Linked DNA regions of Homo sapiens: region 2 is linked to region 1. Evidence: chromatin contacts called from ENCODE Hi-C data. All regions are on one chromosome and are shown on one strand. The core of a region is the stretch at or near the end of the contact, and the rest is flanking DNA. Distances in the headings are between cores, read along the strand shown. Region 1 has its middle 35 kb from the start of MIR221. Region 2 overlaps SLC9A7 (solute carrier family 9 member A7).

Region 1 (5,864 bases), core at 785-3,284:
AGACTGGAACTGGAGGGGAGGGGGGAATGAAGAAAAGTTGGTTAATGTGTACAAATATACAGTTAGATAGAAGGAATAAATTCAGTGTTTGCTAGCAGAGTAAGGTGACTATAGTTAAACAAAAATTTGTTGTACCCAGGAGATGGACACCCTAAATACCCTGACTGATCATTACACATGATATACACATAACAAAATTTTCCATGTATAGCATAAATTTGTACAAACTACAAAAAGAGTAGTTTGAACAGTGCTTGCTTCTTTCTTCTCTTCATAAAACCTACAATGCAGAGAGAACATTTTTTAATATTTCTTGGTGAATAGCCATCCTCCTTTCTAAGTTTATTGGATCAGCTTCCAATATTTGTCCCTTGCATTTTCAATGTCATGAAATATCTCTGAGAGCTCTTTTAATGTGAAGTTTTTCACAAGTGTTCCTTCCTCTGGGATATATTCATCTCTTTCATCACAATCACTTTTTCATTTGTGTTCATAAGTTTGCTCTCACTAAGTTTCTCTGGCTGCATATCAAGAGCCTCTCAAAGAGCAGCAGTGTGTCCACATTGCCATGGTCAACTATTTCTTCTACAACTCCATTTACCTTTTATTAGAAGCCCATAAAGTTACTTGCATGGCATAGGAAAAGTTCCTTCCATACTGCGGGCATACTACTTGTTGTTACTTCCTGCCATGATGCTTGAATGTGTTCAAGTACGTCCCTTATGTCATATTTCTTTCAAAACTCAGCTAAAAAAATGGCATGATTTCTAGTTAGAGCATTCCTAGTCTGTCTGAAAGTACATCTAATAGGCTTTCAAATTTGAAATAACTGCGTGGTCCATTGGATGGATTAATGAGGTTGTGTTGGGTGTAAAAAGCAAATTTTCACATTTCCATTTAAGAGAATCAGGTTGACCTGGAGTGTTATCCAACAGTAGTAGTACTTTAGAAGTTCAATTATTTTGCCTAAAGTATCTCTCTACCACTGGGAGACAAAGAGGCAACACAGCTACAGGCTTTGCTTTCCTTGTGTGAACTGAGTAACAGATGCACAGTGACCAATCACTGAATGATTTTGAAAGAAGTAATGCGATTGGTCACTGATTATGATGAACATTTGTCACTTACATAGCCATTTGTGGCCTGGAGAGCTAGCAGTGAAATTTGCAGCAGTTACTCACAATTAATATGCTGTGGTGACTAAAATTTGAACTGTTTTGTTGGGAACCTGGTGTTAAATAAACCATGGTAATCAAAATTCATGCATATCAAAACAATGCAAAGTGAGAATTATCTGCATTATGTATTTCTTTGCTTATTATGTTTCCCCTATGAGAATGTAAGCTACATGGGATGCAGACTTAGCCTATTTTGTTTACAGTGATATTCACAATGCCTAGAACAAAGTGTAGCACATAGTAGGGGCTCAATAAATACTCGTAGACAAGAAGAAAGGAAAAGAAAGAGAATGGAAGACAGGAAGGAAGAGAGACAGATGTAAAAATTATCTAGCTAGATCAACTTTCGCGTGAAGATGGTGCCCAGAGAAATGAAATCACTTTCCCAAAGGTACCCTGCACTTCAAGACTTCTGATTTGGGGTTTGAAATGTACCCTCTAACCCACATTGTTCCTCTCTCTCTCTCTCCCTGTCCATGCCTTTCAGTTTATGCATTCACATGAAGATGTGAGTAATAAAGTGGTAGAGGCCTTAATCACTTGACCTTTGAGGAAGGATAAGAGCTTTACTCCAGAAGGCCACAGCCCTGTGGTGGTGATGGTGGGGGTGACATTAGGGCCTTCCCAGACTCCCTAGTATCAGACCACAGAGGCTGCTAATTCTTAGTTTATGTCAAGCTATTTGCATTTTCTTTCCTAAATGTCCTTGTGTGGTGCTACTGTCAGAGTGTACAGGATGCTGGGGTTTTTCTGCTTGTAACTCACTGCCCTGAAGTTGGGTTTCTAATTTACTCAAGGGGCTCCAGTGTCTCAGAGCAGATGGGGCAGCCTGGCCAACGGGGAGAGGAAAAGGCTGATCGGATGAAGAACTTCTGTTTCTGTGACTAAGGACTTAGTCAGCTACCTGGTTTAGGATGTACTATTTGTCAGTAAGTGGATCAGGAGGAAGCAGCACTCATTCTGGCTAGAGTAATGGTTTTCAGTGCATTTTTTACTCATGAAATTCAAAAAGAACAGGGTGCCAGTTCAACCTTGTGGTTGAGGTTATGAATGAGAAAGGAAGCTTAAATTACCCAGAGAGGCTGTCCCCTTAGTCACAGTTTCAGAGCATTCCAGACTCCTGTGTCAATTAAACCATATTGAACTTCAATAAAATACCAAAAAGGCAAATAATGGTCTTTTTGGAGAGCTCCCTTTTGCCCTACCCTTTTGATTGCGCTCTGTCTCTCTCCCCCATCTCTCCACCTCCTCTCTCCTTTCTCCCTCCCTCTCTCCCTCTCTCTCTTTCCTTTTTTCTTTCTTTCTTTCTTTTCTCTCTCTCTCTCCCTCCTTTCTTTCTTTCTTTCTTTCTTTCTTTCTTTCTTTCTTTCTTTCTTTCTTTCTTTCCATTCTTTCCATTCTTTCTTTTCTTCCTTCCTTTCCTTTTGTGGAAAAAGTAGCCGTTCTTTATAAGAATAAAATCACGTAAGTAATTAATTGGAAATGACCTTAGCTGATCTAAAGATTCTAAATCCAAGCTCTGTGTAAACAACTGATATATGTTTTCTTTCATTTTCAGATCCTTTGCCTTTTCACTTTCTCCCTCCATCTTCCTCCCTCTCTCTTGTACCCTCAGATCGCCACGCTTTGGACCTCCCACGAATGGTTTGAACCTGAGGCATGAATTGAGCTTGACTCCCTTGAGGGAGAGTTGCGAGAGGTCAGTGGTGCCTGAACCTTTTCTTGTTAGATACTCTTACAGAAGTTTTGATGAAAAGAATGAGTTGGCCAGAATTAGTCTTGGTTTGGTACATTTCCAATATCTGTGCTTTTCCTGGTTGTCATTAGCATAAATATTTGAGAGTCAACACTGAAAGAATTTGAAAAACGTATTGACTGAAGATTTTTGTCACAAACACTCCATTTCAACTGGCATCTTTCACTCTTTGAAAGGTCTCTCATTTTAAATACCACTTTCTTCTTTTGTCCTATTGAATTTCAATTATGTGCAAAGCCTTTTGGGGAGACACAAAGATGGATAGGACACAGTTCTTACCCTTACTACCAAAAACCATGCAGGGAGATAAGAGTCAGGTTGGCAAAAAGCTAAACAAACACAAGGCTAAACTAATAGTTAAAAAACTCAAAACAAGAAAGGGTCCATGGAGGCCCTGTTTAATTTTCAGTTTACCTCTACAGGCAGAAAATATCAAAGGAGGTCTGAGGAAAAAGGAATGCCTTGGGGGTTGTGGTAAGGCCAGGATGGAAAGAGGAGTTCAGATCAGAGATGCGTCTGGAAAAATTTGGAAGGCAGAGTTGCAGGGGAAGGTATTTTAGGGGGAAATTATTTGGGCAAACAGGGCCACCATGTGCAGTTGTGCAGGTTGTGCAGGCTATGCAATATACAACTATAGGGGTTGCCATTCACATCAAAATCTCTGTGTAGAAAACAATCTCTGTGGCCACTGGTGGCAACCCTGGGACAAAAGTCTAAGAGATATACAGTGCAAAGCCTCCGTGGACATAAGAAGTAGACTTGTTACCATGATGTAAGCCCTGAGAGGGCAGGGACTGAGCCTTATCTTTGGATCTTCAGAGCTTTGCAGTGTCTGGCACATATTAGGTATATGAGACATGTTTCCCAAATAAATGAACTCAATCTTGCCCAATCCCCACCAGCTGGTTGTATGAATGAGGGTGAGGTCACAGAATGGGGATAACTCAGATTTCTTTGACAACTCTGGATAATGTTGGGCCTCAGCACCAAAAGTGGCCCCCTCCCAAATCATTCTAGTTACTTCCAGGATCTTACAGAGAGTTTAATCTGTGTTTCCGTACTGTACTCTCTTTTTCTTCCATTCTGGTCTTTATCCAATGTTTTGAGAGGGACAGCACTTCAGTCATGCCCACTCTGCAGACCACCACCTTCTCTGTGAGTACAGTGTACCTTCCTAGGTGCTTTTCTCCGTGTCCGCAAAGCTGCTACAATGGAGACCATGATGGTGTCATGGTCCCTTCTGACCTCTGGGATTGAAGCCTTATTGATACTACAGAGAACTGTGGAGAATGGCCTTTTGCCCTCCATGGTCATACACATGGAAATGAGGCTGTGTCATGTTTCTCATGTCTGATACAGCCCTCCTTAAAACAATGTCTTCAGCTTCTTCCTGCCTCAACACTGAGCAAAAGATGAACACTATGCAGCTCTTTCTACCCTCCACCCCTATGTTTCTACTTTTGCAAAAGGAAACACAATGAAAAGCATGGGGCGTGTATGGGAACATGGAATATTTTAGTTTGGATGAAGCAAGAGGTATATACAAGTGAGAGTGGGCAAAAGCTGGCCCCAGTGGAGACTGAGTCAAACAGTGAGGATGGATGCATGCAAACCCATAAACACTAGTGGAAAATCATCTAAAAGCTATTTGAGGGGGAGCCACATTTTTAAGTATGAAGAAAAATATTATTATGACTGATGCTATGAACTTAGTGTGGCCCCACCAAAATCATACATTGAAGCCCTACTCCCCAGTGGGATGGTATTTGGAAGAGGGGTCTTTGGGAGGTAATTAGGTATTGGGGGGGGGTGGAGCCCTTGTGAATGGGATTAGTGCCCGTATAAGACGAGATATGAAATTGAGATCCCTCTCTTAACCATCTGAAGATACAATAAGAAGGTAGTCTTCTGCAACCCAGGAAGAGAGCCCTAACCAGAACCCATCCACGCTGGCACCCTGATATTGGACTTTCAGCCTTGAGAAGTGTGAGAAAGTAAGTGTTTGTTGTTTAAGCCACCCAGTCTGTGGTATTCTGTTATAGCAGTTCAAGTTGACTAAGACAGCTGGTTAAAGATATAACAAAAGTCTAAGCAGAATCGGACAGTGGAGTTACACAAACCTAGGTTTGGGTCTCAGTGACCTTGGTTAAATCATTTAACCTCAGGGACTCTTAGTTTCCTTATCTGTAAAATAGTCATACTACCCATCTCTCAGGTTCTTTTATAAGAATAGTGCTTATGAAATGCTTAGTACAAAACCTGGCACATAGTAAATATCCAATAAAATGGCCACCAAAAACTAGTGTATTGTAAGGCATTCTCACTTCTAAGGTAATGTTTCATCAGGCCGTATAATAAGTAAGCAAAACTGTAGATTAGGTAGTTTTTTTGGGCTCCTTGCATTCTCTTTTCCCAACCAATGGCCCAGAAATTAACTAGGGAGTCAATATGATCAATTAATCCACAGCCTGGTGGCAACACCTTTTTTTTCTTCCATAAATTCCAAAAAGTGGGAAAGTAGAGAATGACTGGTAGTAGAAGTTCAGGGATCAGTAGAGGTTTGGAACAAGGGTGGTGGTCTTTTGAGTGTGAGCTTCTTCTCCCTAACCCTTCATACCACATCCTTAAGGTGATTCGTTGTTCCACACAGTGAATTTTGGATACAAAAGACTCAAGGCTTTTACTCCATTGAGCATTCTGTGCATTTCAGTCAAAGGATTCATTGCAGAAGCCTCGCACTGGACATCTGTAGACATAACCTGTAGTTGCCCATCCACCATTGTTTTCAGGCACTCATTTCCCAGAAGACAGAAAGCCCCAACTTCCAGGACAGGCTCCACTTGCCAAGAATTTCTAAACTCTTTGAAGATCAGCTTCTACCTTATCAGGTACCTTCCAAATATTCTCAGATGGATGACAACAGTCTCTCC
Region 2 (5,184 bases), core at 2,057-4,556, 1.0 Mb after region 1:
ATAGATTTAGAGGTAAGAGAATGAAGGTTCCCTCAGTGTTAGCCAGCAAAATTGTCATATGTTGGATGTAACTGGCAAATTGAGGGAGTAAACCAGATGAGCTGTTTGTATGCCCTTAAGAGCCTGGGAATCCCCAAACTGCAATGTGACTCACCTGGAATGCACCTGAGATTCGTTTAGGGAAAACCCAGTCCATTCTGTGGAATCTAGTTTGAAAAAAATACTGTGGGAAAAAAAAGAGAGAGAGAGAGAGAAGAAAGGCTGACTCCAAAAGTCAGATGATGAGATCATGCATGTAACCACTGATAAAGGAAAGGATACAGTGGCTGTTAGTGGGGAGAGGTGGAGTCAAGGCTATTCCAGCAAGGAGATGGACCCATCAGGCTTTTCCAGTCTATTTATGAGCATACCATAACCAATTGCCTCTGTTCTTCCTCTGTCCTTTCTAAGCAACTTTCTGATGACAACCTGGGGTCCCCTGCTACTTGCCTACTCAGAAAAAAAATGCTCTGCTCAGCCTGAACATACATTCTGCTCTGCAACAGCCAAATCTCTTATCATAAATTAATCGATTGGCACTCTGGTTTAGCCTCAGGCTCTCTGAGCCTGATTAACGTGAGCCTGACCCCAAGAGACAGTCACCCAGGCTGCTGACGATTTCAGCTTTTGAGCCAGCAATGGCATTGTCTAGAGTCTGGGCAAATGGAGAAGGCCCCCTGTTGGGGCCTCTTGCAGCCTGCCAGCAACACCTGTGCCACAGGCCTTACCATCAAACTGCAATAGCATCTGTTTTCCCAGGTCTATTTCATAGCTCACTCCTGTTATGACAGCCATGGCTCTGTCCTCCACATTTGTTTTAAGGGTGAGCCACTATTTTCTCTTAATCCAATCACTTCATATGGGGTAAAAGTCACTGTTAAAAGCCAACAGAAAACCGCGTGGCATAAAGCAATCACAAAGATCACAAACATACAGATTCTTCATCATTGAATTGACTGTCCTACTCTGACATAGTTGACTGAGCACGACACACAGAAAAGAGAGAATCCCTTGTGGCTTAGTGTAAAGAGAGGAAGTAGGCTGTATTTCCTCCTTCCCTGGTCCCATTCCTTCCCTTCTACCTCGGAGGCAACTGTCATTCATTTTAGTCTGTATCCAGTCCAGGTTTACTAAATATACATGTCCGCAGATACATAATAAATATTCTTTTGCTCATTTTAACTTACATAAATAGTATCATATAGAATTAGGAAGCAGGTGTAGCTGCTGGAACAAAGACCAAAATAATGGTGGCTTAGACAAGTTTCTCTTTCCTTCACAGAAGAGTCAGTGCATAAGTATTCCTGGGATGAAGTGGTGGCTCCCTACTCCTCCCTCACTACCCCTCCCTAATCTTCCTGCTCTACCACCAAGAGGGTGTTGCCCTCACCATCAGGCCCACGTGTCAGGCAAAGGGAAACGAGAAAACAACCAGGGAAGGCACTCCCTTTAACGGCACAGCCTCTAAATTACACACACACACACACACACACACACACACACACACACACTTCCACTGATATCCTATTGGCCAAGTACTTGGTCATATGATCATATTTGGCTGCAAGAGAGGCAAGAAAATAAAGTCTTCTTTCTGGGAGGTCATTGAACCTTCTAAAAGTCTATTATGAGGAAAAAAATGGAAAGCAGATACTGGGGGACAAGCAGCATTTTCTGTTGTATTAACTGAATGAATTTTGCTGCATCTCCCTTTTTTAACTCCATATTATGTTTTTTGCAGGTTACTGTGTTAGTCTATTTGCATTTCTATAAACAAATACCTGAGACTGGGTAATTTATAAAGAAAAGAGGTTTATTTGGCTCATGGTTCTGCAGGCTGTACAGGAAGCACAGTGTCCACATCTGTCTCTGAGGCGGGCCTCAGGCTGCTTATAACCATGGTGGAAGGCGAAGGGGAGCCAGCATGTCACATGAAGAGAGGGAGCAAGTGAGAGAGTGGGGAGATGCCAGGTTCTTTAAACAACCAGATCCCACCTGAACTAACAGATCAAGAACTCACTCATTAGTGGCAGGGATGGCACCAAGCCATTTATGAGGGATCCACCCCCATTAATCAAAACACCTCCAACCAGGCCCACCTCCAACATGAGAGGTCACATTTCAACATGAGATTTGGAGGGGACAAATAATATCCAAACCATATCAGTTACTCACGTTGAAACATAAATTCATTCATGTTCACTGCTGTTCAGTTATACATTGTGCACTGAGTCTTGTATAAGGGCTCAGTGACAGATTTGCTTTAGAATTTAAGATAAAAATTCTAAATGCAGTGTATTAATATGCCACAGTTTATTAAACCATGTCCCTACTGCTAGACACCTGGGTCTTTTAAATTCACTACATTTACAAAATGTTTGAGTCACATCTGGGGAAATGTTAAATTAGTCAAATGCCAAATTAGGTATACTCAGGCTATTTTGTAAAGCCTTTAAGATGCTCTACACAGCAAGCCACTTAAAATAGAAAACGACAGTACTGAACTATAGCATACAAGGAGGAAGTAAATTTATGGTCCTCCTAGACTTTTTGTTATTGTAATCAAGCATTACATGGTGCTCTGAGTTTCTTGATAACTGAAACAAAAAGGAAGCATTGTGTGCTATTTAATTCTCATAATCTGATAAGAGGGAATAACCAGTTAAGAGAAATAAATGTTTGCTTAATCCTAAATTCTCAAAGCTGTCAGATGGCCCCTTATCCATGGGTCAATTAGCAAAAAAGGATAACATCTTTAACAACCAGTTATATAGAAAATGCACAAGGCAGGCTGGGCATGGTGGCTCATGCCTGTAATCCCAGCACTTTGGGAGCCTGAGGCGGGTGGATCATCTGAGCTCAGGAGTTCAAGACCAGCCTGGCCAACATGGTGAAACCCTGTCTCTACTAAAAATACAAAAAACTAGCTGGGCATGGTGGCGGGCGCCTGTAATCCCAGCTACTTGGGAGGCTGAGCCAGAAGAATCGCTTGAACCCGGGAGGTGGAGGTTGCAGTGGGCTGAGATCACACCATTGCACTCCAGCCTGGGCAACAAGAGTACAACTCCATCTCAAAAAAAATTAAAAAAAAAAGACAAAAGAAAAGAAAAGAAAATGCACAAGGCTTCTCCAGGAGAAATATTCTTGGGTGACCTTTAGCAAGCAGAGGACTTAACATTGAAAGTTTTTTCTGCGGAGGGTCAAGTTAGTGCCCTAGGTTCATGTCAACATGCAGGTCCTACCCAGAAGAGAATATCCATGAGGACTGGACCACTCCAGGAAAGCTGATCTCCTCCAGAACCCGGTGACTTCCCTGTGGTTCGGTACTTTCAGAGACCACACTATTAGTGACTCTAGTATTATTAGGGGATTTTCCTCTCCCTTCTTAATTAACTCAAGGTTTCAAAACGTTTTGGAGAAGTGAAAAGATACTAGTTATTTCTGTGGGTTTTTTTTTTTCGTGACTGTAAAACACCCAAATATAGTATCTTCCTTTTCATTTTTACTCACAGTTGGTAGTTATTTTTCCTAAACCACAGTTACAATACTCTACCTCAATATACTATACTCAATGTTTTCTGCTTCTTCCTACTACTCTAAGTAATGTGCCCCAAACAGAAAAAGTACATTTTAGTATGCTAATAGTTTCAAATCAGTCAGTGTAGTCTAAGAACTACTTACTGGGCACCCACTTTGTATTAGGGGTTTTACTTACAATATTATCTCTTAATTTTCACCACAACTTTATGAGGTAGGGATTATTAACACCACTTTACAGTTAAAAAAAAAAACTGGATCTTCAAGAGTAAGTAACTGCCCTAAGACCACATAGCTGGTAAACTGTAGAAGTAGGATTCCAACTTGCATACTTCCAATTCCAAAGCCAGAGTTCTTTCTGCTATTTCCTGATGTCTCCCAGATGACAAGTAAATTATGGATATTTGGCTCAGCTTTGTAAATAATATACATGCCTACTACGTTGAAGCCCCAAACCTCCCCTCAACACAGGATGCTCTATATAATCTGGCCATAATGAAGCCCCTCCCCAAATTTTATTTCCTACTGGACTCTACAAGGACCTCATCTCCACCCCAATCTAATTTGGCAGGTTTCACTATTGCCTCCATACTTATGGACAACACATATATTTTTTGAGATCCCCGACAAATATTTTTTGAGATCCCCGACAAATATTTTTTGAGATCCTACTATGTCCCAGGCACTGTTCTAGTGTTTGGAGATATATGTCAGTGAACGAAACAAATACAAATTCCTGCTTTTCTGGACTTCGTTATATTTCTAATAAGGGAAGAAACATAAGAAACAAAATAAGTAGATTACATGGTATGTTAGAATACGGTAGGTGCTATGGCTAAAAATAAGGCAGGGAAAGGGTTAAGGAGTGTAGTGTGGAGTAGAGGATTGTGAGTTTAGAAAGAACCAATAGAAATCCTGGAAAAGAAAAACATGACCTTAGCATTTTTATTTCATTTTCAAGTTCAACAGCAGACTAGACACAGTAAAGAGAGAACTGGCAAACTAGAAGATAAATTTGTTGAAAGAGATTCATTCATCAAGCAAATTAATACTTATTGAGCATGTACTATATATCAGACATTGCGCTAGATTAAATTATTCCATCTTGACAAAATTCCTTTCCACTTGGATTATGTTCCCAGGTTTAATTTCAACTCTTTAAGACCCTACCCAAGCTCCTTACTCACATTGATATCTCATTTCTCTCAATAAGTATCCTAAAAATAATTTTTAAAGAATTTTTAAAGTATTTATTTATATCACAGATTAGTCCAGTTCTTAAATTATTCCCTCCCTAACTAGACTGTAAATTCCTTGAGGATCAGACCTATAGGTAAGATTTCTTTTCTATTTCACATGTGGAATAGCACAGTAACAGGCATACAGTAGGCATTCAATAAACACTTGACTGATTTGGTATATTTTTGGGTCCCTATAACTGAACAGCTTTTTCTTTGTAATGGCTCAGTTACAGTTAGTTCCTGGAAATGGTCACAAAATTGTTAATAACTACATTATGATTCACTGATCCCAAAAATATGAGTCCAGTGGTATAAGGTTAAATTCTGAATCTAATCAAATTTTTGCGAATGTGCCCTCATTCTCGGT

The links. Hi-C counts contacts between places; a loop is a spot of excess contacts on that map. Pooled maps may share reads with other maps.
Region 2: a pooled map shows a loop between it and region 1 (10-fold over the local background). The contact joins two enhancer-like sites. A Hi-C loop is called at or near these places in 2 of 37 single-sample maps with no recorded cell type and 6 of 50 pooled maps.

What each region holds. Positions count from the first base shown.
Region 1 is chrX:45,708,482-45,714,345 of GRCh38, forward strand. No RefSeq gene overlaps it. Among named protein-coding and RNA genes, the nearest start is that of MIR221, 35 kb to the right of the region's middle. RefSeq lists an enhancer at 1,641-1,740. Within about 2 kb of position 2,035, at least 6 of the 41 ENCODE cell types and tissues checked have a DNase peak (open chromatin) inside an H3K27ac peak, as active enhancers do.
Region 2 is chrX:46,710,390-46,715,573 of GRCh38, forward strand. The region is part of intron 1 of SLC9A7 (solute carrier family 9 member A7); the gene reads right to left. Among named protein-coding and RNA genes, the nearest start is that of SLC9A7, 46 kb to the right of the region's middle. RefSeq lists enhancers at 1-761, 3,756-3,855. Within about 2 kb of position 3,307, at least 3 of the 41 ENCODE cell types and tissues checked have a DNase peak (open chromatin) inside an H3K27ac peak, as active enhancers do.